3 separate regions of the Homo sapiens genome follow, and all the other regions are linked to region 3. Evidence: chromatin contacts called from ENCODE Hi-C or POLR2A ChIA-PET data. All regions are on one chromosome and are shown on one strand. The core of a region is the stretch at or near the end of the contact, and the rest is flanking DNA. Distances in the headings are between cores, read along the strand shown.

Region 1 (3,027 bases), core at 37-2,536, 360 kb before region 3:
TGTGTGCTGCTTTAGTGGAGTGGAGAGGAACGCCCTTGGAGATAAGCAGGCTCAGTGGAACAAAGCTGCGGTATCGGACAGACTTCACCTCCACGCACTCAGAAAAGGCACTAGGACGATGGGGACCTAGGGGCTGGAAGCCACTCCCACAGGAGCCCAGGTGCTCAGTCAGCGCAGGGAAGGAAGACCAGGGATGCCTGCGGCAGAGGGGAGAAAACGGGGAGCCCGAGTGCCCGGAGCCTCCGTGGAGGCGTGTGTCTATATCGCGACGGAGAAAACGCGTCCCCAAGAGGCAATGAAAGTTAAAATGACATTGGCCCTGCCCCTCAGACACACATAATAGGATCCTGGGTGCAGGAGAGCCAGGGTCAGCGAGAGGAGCCAAGGAAGACATTCCCAGTGGCTGAACAGACCCCCAACGGGAGGCCAGCGCAGTGCTGAAGACCTGTCTTGTGGGAGGGGTGGACTTGGGGCCTCACCAGCCTCAAGGGATTAAGGCTTCTTTCTGTGTTTCGGGGGTGGGGGCACTGAAGCCAGATGCCACTTGCTGCCCAAAGCTCAGGGTTCCAGACAGACCCCAAAGAAAGGCTTGTGTGGACTGGACAGCCTCTCCCTGGGTGGAGGTGGGTGTCAGGTGGTGTTCCTGGCGGTCTGTGGCGGGATTCCCGCCAGGGGCCGTTTCTCCTGAAGAGGGAAACAGATCTTATCTTCACATCTTCCCCCCATACACCCTCCGCTCCCCCACCCTTTTTTTTTTTTTTTTTAATACAGGCGGGGTCTCCCCATGTTGCCCAGGCTGGTCTTGAACTCCTGGGCTGGGCTCAAGTGATCCTCCTGCCTCAGCCTCGCAAAATGCTGGGATTACAGGCATTGAGCCACCACACCCAGTCTACGTTTTTGAGAAGGATTGTTCCATAACTGAAGACTGGCTGGGTCAGGGGGAAATTAGCCTGCGGGTGGGGCTGGATCATGCTGATATTGGCCATCGGCGGAGGAAGCTATACTTCTTTCTCCTCAGGCCAGCACTAACCCTGGCCCTGACTCCTAGGACCCCATCCTCATCCGCCCTCCCTTCCCTGGAGGAAAGCTCCCTTTAATATAAGACTTTAGCTTCCTTGATACTCACTTGAGAAGCCAGGAAGATGTGAGGCATGCGGAAAAGCGCAGAGTTAAAAAACAAAACCTTACAATATTTACCAGGTACTTTCCCTACACACACATCCATCTGGCGTGTGTTAGGGATGACAGGTTGGCCTGCGTTTGGAGAAAGGTAAACAGCTCAAGGTCCTAGGCACCCAGCCAAAGTCCATACGATATGCCGCTCAGTACCACCCACTGCCCCGTCTTCATCTTCAGCTGAAACTCAGATCCCGGGAGGTCTGCAAATGGATGAGGTGCTATCCCACACCAGTCAGATTCCAATTTGTCCAAGATATCCCAGATCTACCCACTCAATTACATTTAAGAGACAGTTTCTGTCTTTACTTTCACCACCAGTCTTGGTTAAACATCAGAAAAGAGACAAATTACACACTTCTCAGAAATTGAAATTTTATAAAAAGGCATTTTTCTCTTATATCCATAAAATGATATAATTTTTGCAAGTATAGAAATGTGTCATAAATTATAATGTTCCTTAATTACAGCTCAATGCAACTTGGTACTTTCTTCCCTCCCTAAAAAACGAGAGAGAACCAAAAAATAATATATATATATATAACTGTATATATATATTTATATAATATAGACAAACAAAATATGAAAAAAAATCATTTCCTCTTTGGTATAAAAATCAGACTCTCACCTTGAGAGACACACAGACAGACATGATACTGGGTTTGTAAACTGTGTGGCCAAAAGGGATTTCCCTGCCAAGACTTCCCCTCTCCCATTCCCTGCCCACCCGCCCCCACCTCACTGCAGCCCATCCAGTTCCTTTGGGGCTCCCATATGGAACATTTAAAATCCCCCTACCCACTCCCAGCTCCAAACCATTCCTGAAGAATCCCCCGACCCACTATCAAAGAAGAGGAAAGGATTCTTCTCAAGGCTGATTAGGTAGCGACTAACTTGGGAAATGCCTTATTTAGGGAATAGCTTCATAGGTGTGGATGAAGTAAAGGACAGGCTGTGGCCAAACTCTGACAGTGTCCCATCCAGACCAAGCCAGGCACTGGCCTGGGCCTGGTTTTGCCCTTATCCTCCTCTACTACCCGGCACAAGGATTCCACCACCTCTTGCCAGAGGCTGGGCCTGAGGGGCGGGGCTCCTTGCTTACTGAAGAAGGGAGCAGAGAGGCCAATTCCCGTTCCAGCCTCATCTCAGGTGCACAGCTTCCCCCTGCAGCCCCACCACAGGGCCCTGGGGTGTAGATGCAAGAAAGCACCAGATGGGGAGGCAAAGGGAGGTCAAAAGGGAGTCTGCCAATAAACTTGGGTTTAAATTTAAAATTAAAGAAAACTACGCCTCCCTGAGCTGGGTGTGGTGGCTCACGCCTGTAATCTCAGCACTTTGGGAGGTTGAGGTGGGCAGGTCAGGAGGTCAGGAATTCAAGACTAGCCTGGCCAACATGGTGAAACATCTCTACTAAAAATACAAAAATTAACCAAGCGTGGTGGTGTGTGCCTGTAATCCCAGCTACTCAGGAGGCTGAGGCAGGAGAATCGCTTGAACCCAGGAGGTGGAGGTTGCAGTGAGCTGAGATTGTGCCATTGCACTCTTGCCTAGGTGACAAGAGTGAGACTCCATCTCAAAAAAAAAAAGAAAAAAAGAAAAAGAAAAAAGAAAAGAAAACTACCCCTCCCCACTGACCAAATTTCAGACCCAGCTTTAGCTCACTAAGGATTTGGGGGCCACTTTCCTAGGCTCCAGCCCAAGGCCAGCAGGACTAAGGAATCCAGGAATTGATATGTGTGTGTGTTGGGGGCAGAGGGCAGCACTTTACTCTCAAGGTGAGGAAGCAGACAGGACCAAACCCTCCTTTACACTCTCCCACTACCCTCTGCTCATGGGTACCTCCCTCCCTGG
Region 2 (2,911 bases), core at 226-2,725, 290 kb after region 3:
TGGTTAATTTATTTATTTTTATAGCTCCTGCAATTTAATTAAAAAATTGACTTTCAGTCTGCAAAACTGGGCTCTGCTTAATTAGATTCCACGGATCTGTCCTGAAAGGTATAAATCTTTTTTAAAAATAATTATTACTAAATATACTGCTGTGATAAATGACTCAAACCCTTTGACGTAGAGAAAAGAGCGGGTGAGGGAGGAGGTTATTTGTCTGTTTCTGTCAGCTCCATTTTTGTTCCAGGCCGTGGCCTTGTTCGGGGCTGGCTGGGCGGGGGTTCCCTCTGCACAGCCTCCAGCTGGCCCTTCCACCCGCCTGCTGAGCTGCCTTCTCAGCCCGCCCCACTCTTCCAGGGGCGTTACGTGGGCTGATGAGATAATGTATGTGAAAGCCTTTGTCAACTGCAAGGCACAATCGAATGCCAATTATTATTGTTATTCTTACCATACTCTGGGGAAACCCTGTGGCCCTCACCCCTCCCAAACGTACTAGGCGGGACAGCCCGGGAAACTGAGAGGCTAGACTGCCCCTCCCATGTGGGCGGAGGTTCCTGGCACAAGACGGTCTCCCCGGCCTGTGGGGAGGGCTTTATTGCTACCCTCCTGGTGCCCCCTTAGGAATGGCTTTCCCAGTTCTTCCTGGCTTCAGGGGCCTTCCTCCGGAAGGAAATCTCCTTAGTTCCAGTGAAAGTTCTCGGGCCGCTGAAATCATCGACTCCTTAGGCCCCTCCTCACCTCCGCCGCACAGCCCCTTCCCCTCCCGGTGCCCGCAGTGGAGCCAGGCTGCCTCGGAAGGATCTGACCGGCAATTTCCTAGAATTGTGCTTCTGGAGCTCCTCAGTCGTCCACTCCCTGCCCCTCTTCCCCACCTCATTTAAGGCTCCTCTCCCCAGAGCCCAAGTCCCCGTAGCTGTCCCAGCTCCACCCTGATCTAACTTCCTAGGCCTCACAGCTCTCTTTATCATAGCCAGTCTCTTCAGGGGCTGTCTGCTCCCCTTGTGGGGAGGAACTGGGGCATGGGAGGCTACAGGGCCACCGGGGCCCATCAGGAAGTTCAGTAGCTGTGGTTGACAGGACAACCACTCTTGGTTAGGCCTTCCCAGTGCTGTTCATCCCCGGCTTGGCTGGTGAGAGGACTGGACCATGTCTGCTCCCTCTCCCGATAAATTGAGCCTGACTGGTGCCAAAAAGGGTGGGCGGGAAGCACAAAACAAGAGTCACTGGACAGGAGGGGAGCAATTTATCCTTTCTTTATCCCAAACTGCCAGCCGTGTACCAGGGAGCAGTGCCACGCCAGACCTCCAAGCTCCCAGTGGCCACCCTACGTCCAGGTCCCACAGGGTGGACTCCAGGAAGAGGCCTGGGAGGTCAGGGGAGAGGCCTGCCTGCACTTGATGGATGGTCCTGAAGAAATGTCTGGCACTTTCCTCCCCCATGAGGGCGGTGGAGCTGCAGCCACCTCTCCCCCGCATTCCTGCCTGCCTGCCTGCCTGGGAAGGAGGGGTGAGGGGTGGGTCCAGCAGGGAAACCAGGGCTCCTGGCCCAGCTGAGAGGCATTTTGCAAACTATGACTCAACATTTGTCTACACTGACATGGGGAATGGAGGAGCACGTGGACAATCCCCAAATTTCACCTGGGTTGAAAGGCATCCATATGTTCCCACCCGACCCCCACTTCCTCCCCAGCTCCCAGGCCTCTCCATTCAGTCCATACTAATTATCTGATTCCTACTGTATGCCAGCCATTGAGTAACATAACAGTTCTCAAGGTGTGGTCCGCAAATCCTGGGAGTCCCAAATATTTTTTCAGGGCATAGATGAGGTCAAACGATTTTCATAATAATTCTAATACGTTATTTGCCTTTTTGACAGAGTTGACACATTGCATCGAAGTGCAAAAGCAATGGGGGTAAAACTGCTGTGGCTTTACATAAATCAAGGCAGTGGCACCCAATTAGTATTGCATGCATTCTTCACCACTGCACACTGAAAAGGCTGGTTTCACATAAGAATGTTCTTGATAAAGCAGTCAACAATTATTAACATGTAATAGGCTTATTATTGTTATCTTACATGAGTTAATAAATAAGGATTTGTCGGGCCGGGCACGGTGGCTCACGCCTATAATCCCAGCACTTTGGGAGGCCGAGGCGGGTGGATCATGAGGTCAGGAGATCGAGACCATCCTGGCTAACAAGGTGAAACCCCGTCTCTACTAAAAATACAAAAAATTAGCCGGGCGCGGTGGCGGGCGCCTGTAGTCCCAGCTACTCAGGAGGCTGAGGCAGGAGAATGGCGTGAACCCGGGAAGCGGAGCTTGCAGTGAGCCGAGATTGCGCCACTGCAGTCCGCAGTCCGGCCTGGGCGACAGAGCGAGACTCCGTCTCAAAAAAAAAAAAAAAAAAAAAAAATAAATAAATAAATAAATAAATAAGGATTTGTGGCTGGGCGCGGTGGCTCACGCCTGTAATCCCAGCACTTTGGGAGGCTGAGATGGGCGGATCACGAGATCAGGAGATCGAGACCATCCTAGCTAACATGGTGAAACCCCGTCTCAACTAAAAATACAAAAAAATTAGCCGGGCACGGTGGCGGGCGCCTGTAGTCCCAGCTACTCGGGAGGCTGAGGCAGGAGAATGGGGTGAACCCAGGAGGTGGAGCTTGCAGTGAGCGGAGATCGCGCCACTGCTCTCCAGCCTGGGTGACAGAGCAAGACTCTGACTCAAAAAAAAAAAAATTAAAAAATAAATAAATAAGGATTTGTTTTAATATCTACTATGGTAAATATCAATAGATATCCACATAAACAAAAGCTCTTTAGGTCCCTAATACTTTTTTGTGTGTGTGATTGAGTTTCGCTCTTGTTGCCCAGACTGGAGTGCAATGGCACAATCTCGGCTCACTGCAACTT
Region 3 (3,178 bases), core at 1-2,500:
CCTCTCCCAAAAAAGCAGATGCATGATGATCCACCCACAGAAAGCTACATCTTTTTTCTCAACTCTTAGCTACCTGCGCATTTGTATCACTGGTTACTTCCTATCAACTTAAGCCCTTTTATCACCCATTTATCCCCGCTTTAGACAGTAGTGCTTTGAGATTAATACATAGCTTTTGGTAGTATCTAGTTAAAACAACCAAATCCAACACTTCTTGTCTAAAAATTTACATTATAGATGATCCCTGTCACTGTTAAGACCGAAAAATCCTAAGAAATGTTTCCATTTCTAAAAATCAAACTCAAAGCCCCAAATCACATTAGTAAACCATTTACCTTCTGTAAGCCTTGCTTTTCCTCCTGTAGGCTGGCAGAGGACAGTGGAGCAGCCAACACACAAAACTACCGTTTGTGCATGGCTAAAGACCGTGGTGATTTTATAGCATCCTGAAAGAAAAGCAGATAACATTTTTTTCCTCTATTACACCCGTCTTTCCTGCACTTATGCCCAACTCATCATCCATTACATTGTTTCCCAACACAAAAAAACGTAGGGGTTGTATGTGAAATGTGATGAGAGATCACGGTGAAATGAATCACTCCTCCTAAGATGCAAAACTTTGCCAGTCTCATACATTCAAATTTTAAGAGTATCAGGGAAAATATTTTCCACAGGCGAAGAAACTGAAGCTGCTGCACAGCTTCAAGGATACGAGACAGCTAACACTACAACATTTTCCAACTGTTGAGGTCCAGTGCTTTCCCCACTACAGCAAGCCGTCTCCTCACCTGGGCATTTCACATCCATGAAGTAGGAATTGGGGCTCTGCACCAGGCGTTTCTTCTTGTGTTTCCTCTTCTCCTCTTCTGGAGAGGGATGAAGGAGATCCTTTGCGAGCTAAGAGGGACAGAAATGCAGAGATTTAGAAACCAACAGCGAAAATGGGATGGTCGAAAATAGCCCCCACTGTCACACACCGGGGAGAGCTCGCCCCTCGCCGCCCCTGGTGTCTGCGCAGCTGGGCCGCCATCTTATCTCCTCTCCGCTCCCGTCTATGCGGGTGGCCCGTGGGCCGCTGCGGTCCCTGGAGTTAATGTCCTAAGAAGTGCAGAGGGTAAATGAGGACCCTCTACGATCCGAAATCAGCGTGAGGGGAGAGTTCGGACAGAACAGCGAGATCTCCGCCGAAACCTGGACCAAAGCACTCACAGGCATGTTCTCGTGTGCGTAGGTCGTCACCGCCGGAAAGGAGCGAAAGCGGAAATCCTGCCCCTTATATAGAGCACACTACAGGAAATGACGCAAGGATCTTGTGCCACCATGTTTGGAACGTCTTACTTTGATCCGCCGCAGTGGGGAGACAAGGGAGCTGCCATTTTCGGAAGGTCTTTAACTGTTAGTTGTGACACATATGCGTCACCATGTTGAGAGGGTTACCTTGCTAATTTGAGGTCAGCGTTTGATCACTATCCAGGGATAAATGGACACTTTTAAAATTTTGTGCCATACCTTGACAGTTGGAGCCTAATAAATAGGAAAGGTTGAGGAAAACACCAGGGAGAAGGAGCCATATCCAGGACTTCCGTCCTATTTTTTAAATACCTATATTCTTAACTCTTTTTCTATTGGTTTAATTTAACAGTTTAGGCCGGGCGCAGTGGCTCATGCCTGTAATCCCAGCACTTAGGGAGGCCAAGGCGGGTGGATCACCTGAGGTCAGCAGTTCAAGACCAGCCTGGCCAACATAGTGAAACCCCGTCTCTACTAAAAATACGAAAATTAGCCAGGCGTGGTGGCGTGTGCCTGTAATCCCAGCTACTCTGGAGGCTGAGGCAGGAGAATCGCATGAACCTGGGAGGCGGAAGTACAGTGAGCCGAGATCCACTCCAGCCTGGGTGACAGAACAAGACTCTGTCTTAAATAAATAAATAAACAGGGGAGACATGGTTTGGTCAGTGAAAAGAAATAGGGAAGACTCAAGGAGATAATGAGAGGTGAGAGAATGGACAAAAAGAGATTGAATAGTTTAGCTTGAGAAGGGACAAGCATGGACACGGAAGGTGATGGGGATAAGTGAAAGATGCCTTCTTTTTTTTTATTTTTATTTTTATTTTTTTTTTAGACACAGTTTTGCTCTTGTTGCCCAGGCTGTAGTGTGATGGCGCCATCTCGGCTCACCACAACCTCCGCCTCCCGCGTTCAAGCGATTCTCCTGCCTCAGCCTCCCGAGTAGCTGGGATTACAGGCATGCGGCACCATGCCCGGCTAATTTTGTATTTTTAGTAGAGACGGGGTTTCACCATGTTGGCCAAGCTGGTATTGAACTCCCGACCTCACGTGATCCACCTGCCTCGGTCTCCCAAAGTGCTGAGAATACAGGCGTGAGACACCGCGTCCGGCCTTTAATTTTTTATAGGCAGCCAGAATAGGCTCGAGAGAGACTCCCTTGAATAATTTTTTCTTGCCCGGGCGCCGTGGCTCACGCCTGTAATCCCAGCACTTTGGGAGGCCGAGGCGGGTGGATCACGAGGTTAGGAGATCGAGACCATCCTGGCTAGCACGGTGAAACCCCGCCTCTACTAAAAATACAAAAAATTAGCCGGGCGCGGTGGCGGGCGCCTGTAGTCCCAGCTACTCGGGAGGCTGAGACAGGAGAATGGCGTGAACCCGGGAGGCGGAGCTTGCAGTGAGCGGAGATCGCGCCGCTGCACTGCAGCCTGGGCGACAGAGCGAGACTCCGTCTCAAATAATAATAATAATAATAATAATAATTTTTTCTTTGCCGGTCGCGGTGGCTCAGGCCTGTAATCCCAGCACTTTGGGAGGCTGAGGCGGGCGGATCACGTGACGTCGGGAGTTCGAGACCAGCGTGGCCAACATGGTGAAACCCCGTCTCGACTAAAAAAAAAAAAAAAAAAAAAAAATTTAGCTGGGCGTCGTGGCAGGCGCCTGTAATCCCAGCTACTCGGGAAGCTGAGGCTGGAGAATCGCTTGAACCCAAGAGGCGGAGGTTGCAGTGACCAGAGATTGAGCCATTGCACTTCTGCCTGGGTGACGAGCAAAACTTTGTCTCAAAAAATAAAATAAAAGTAAAAACAAAGGTTGGGCGCAGTGGCTCACGCCTGTAATCCCAGGCCTTTGGGAGGCAGAGGTGGGTGGATCACCTGAGGTCGGGAGT

The links. Hi-C counts contacts between places; a loop is a spot of excess contacts on that map. ChIA-PET counts read pairs that join two places held with the same protein, here RNA polymerase II (POLR2A). Pooled maps may share reads with other maps.
Region 1: POLR2A ChIA-PET joins it to region 3 with 16 read pairs in activated CD4-positive, alpha-beta T cell. The contact joins the enhancer-like site here to the promoter of RPS27 in region 3. A Hi-C loop is called at or near these places in 1 of 168 maps with a recorded cell type or tissue (CD8-positive, alpha-beta T cell) and 8 of 50 pooled maps. POLR2A ChIA-PET finds 5 or more read pairs at or near these places in 7 of 52 experiments (CD4-positive, alpha-beta memory T cell, HepG2, WTC11 and 4 more).
Region 2: a loop to region 3 is called in a map of endothelial cell of umbilical vein, with 10 times the contacts of the local background. The contact joins the enhancer-like site here to the promoter of RPS27 in region 3. A Hi-C loop is called at or near these places in 6 of 168 maps with a recorded cell type or tissue (HepG2, adrenal gland, endothelial cell of umbilical vein and 2 more) and 2 of 50 pooled maps. POLR2A ChIA-PET finds 5 or more read pairs at or near these places in 11 of 52 experiments (AG04450, H1, HCT116 and 7 more).

Annotation. Positions count from the first base shown.
Region 1 is chr1:154,349,815-154,352,841 of GRCh38, reverse strand. ATP8B2 (ATPase phospholipid transporting 8B2) reads right to left here. Exons shown (of 28, transcript NM_001370597.1): 28 at 1,538-3,027. Among named protein-coding and RNA genes, the nearest start is that of ATP8B2, 26 kb to the right of the region's middle. RefSeq lists an enhancer at 2,544-3,027. Within about 2 kb of position 1,286, at least 18 of the 41 ENCODE cell types and tissues checked have a DNase peak (open chromatin) inside an H3K27ac peak, as active enhancers do.
Region 2 is chr1:153,695,964-153,698,874 of GRCh38, reverse strand. It overlaps the pseudogene GEMIN2P1. Among named protein-coding and RNA genes, the nearest start is that of MIR8083, 7.6 kb to the right of the region's middle. Within about 2 kb of position 1,475, at least 22 of the 41 ENCODE cell types and tissues checked have a DNase peak (open chromatin) inside an H3K27ac peak, as active enhancers do; they include adrenal gland and endothelial cell of umbilical vein, where a contact is called at or near this core.
Region 3 is chr1:153,988,834-153,992,011 of GRCh38, reverse strand. It overlaps RPS27 (ribosomal protein S27), which reads right to left and starts at 1,250. Exons shown (of 4, transcript NM_001030.6): 1 at 1,210-1,250; 2 at 789-897; 3 at 336-446. The coding sequence starts at 1,215. It also overlaps a transcript of RAB13 not described here. RefSeq lists enhancers at 332-1,312, 1,010-1,369, 326-1,525.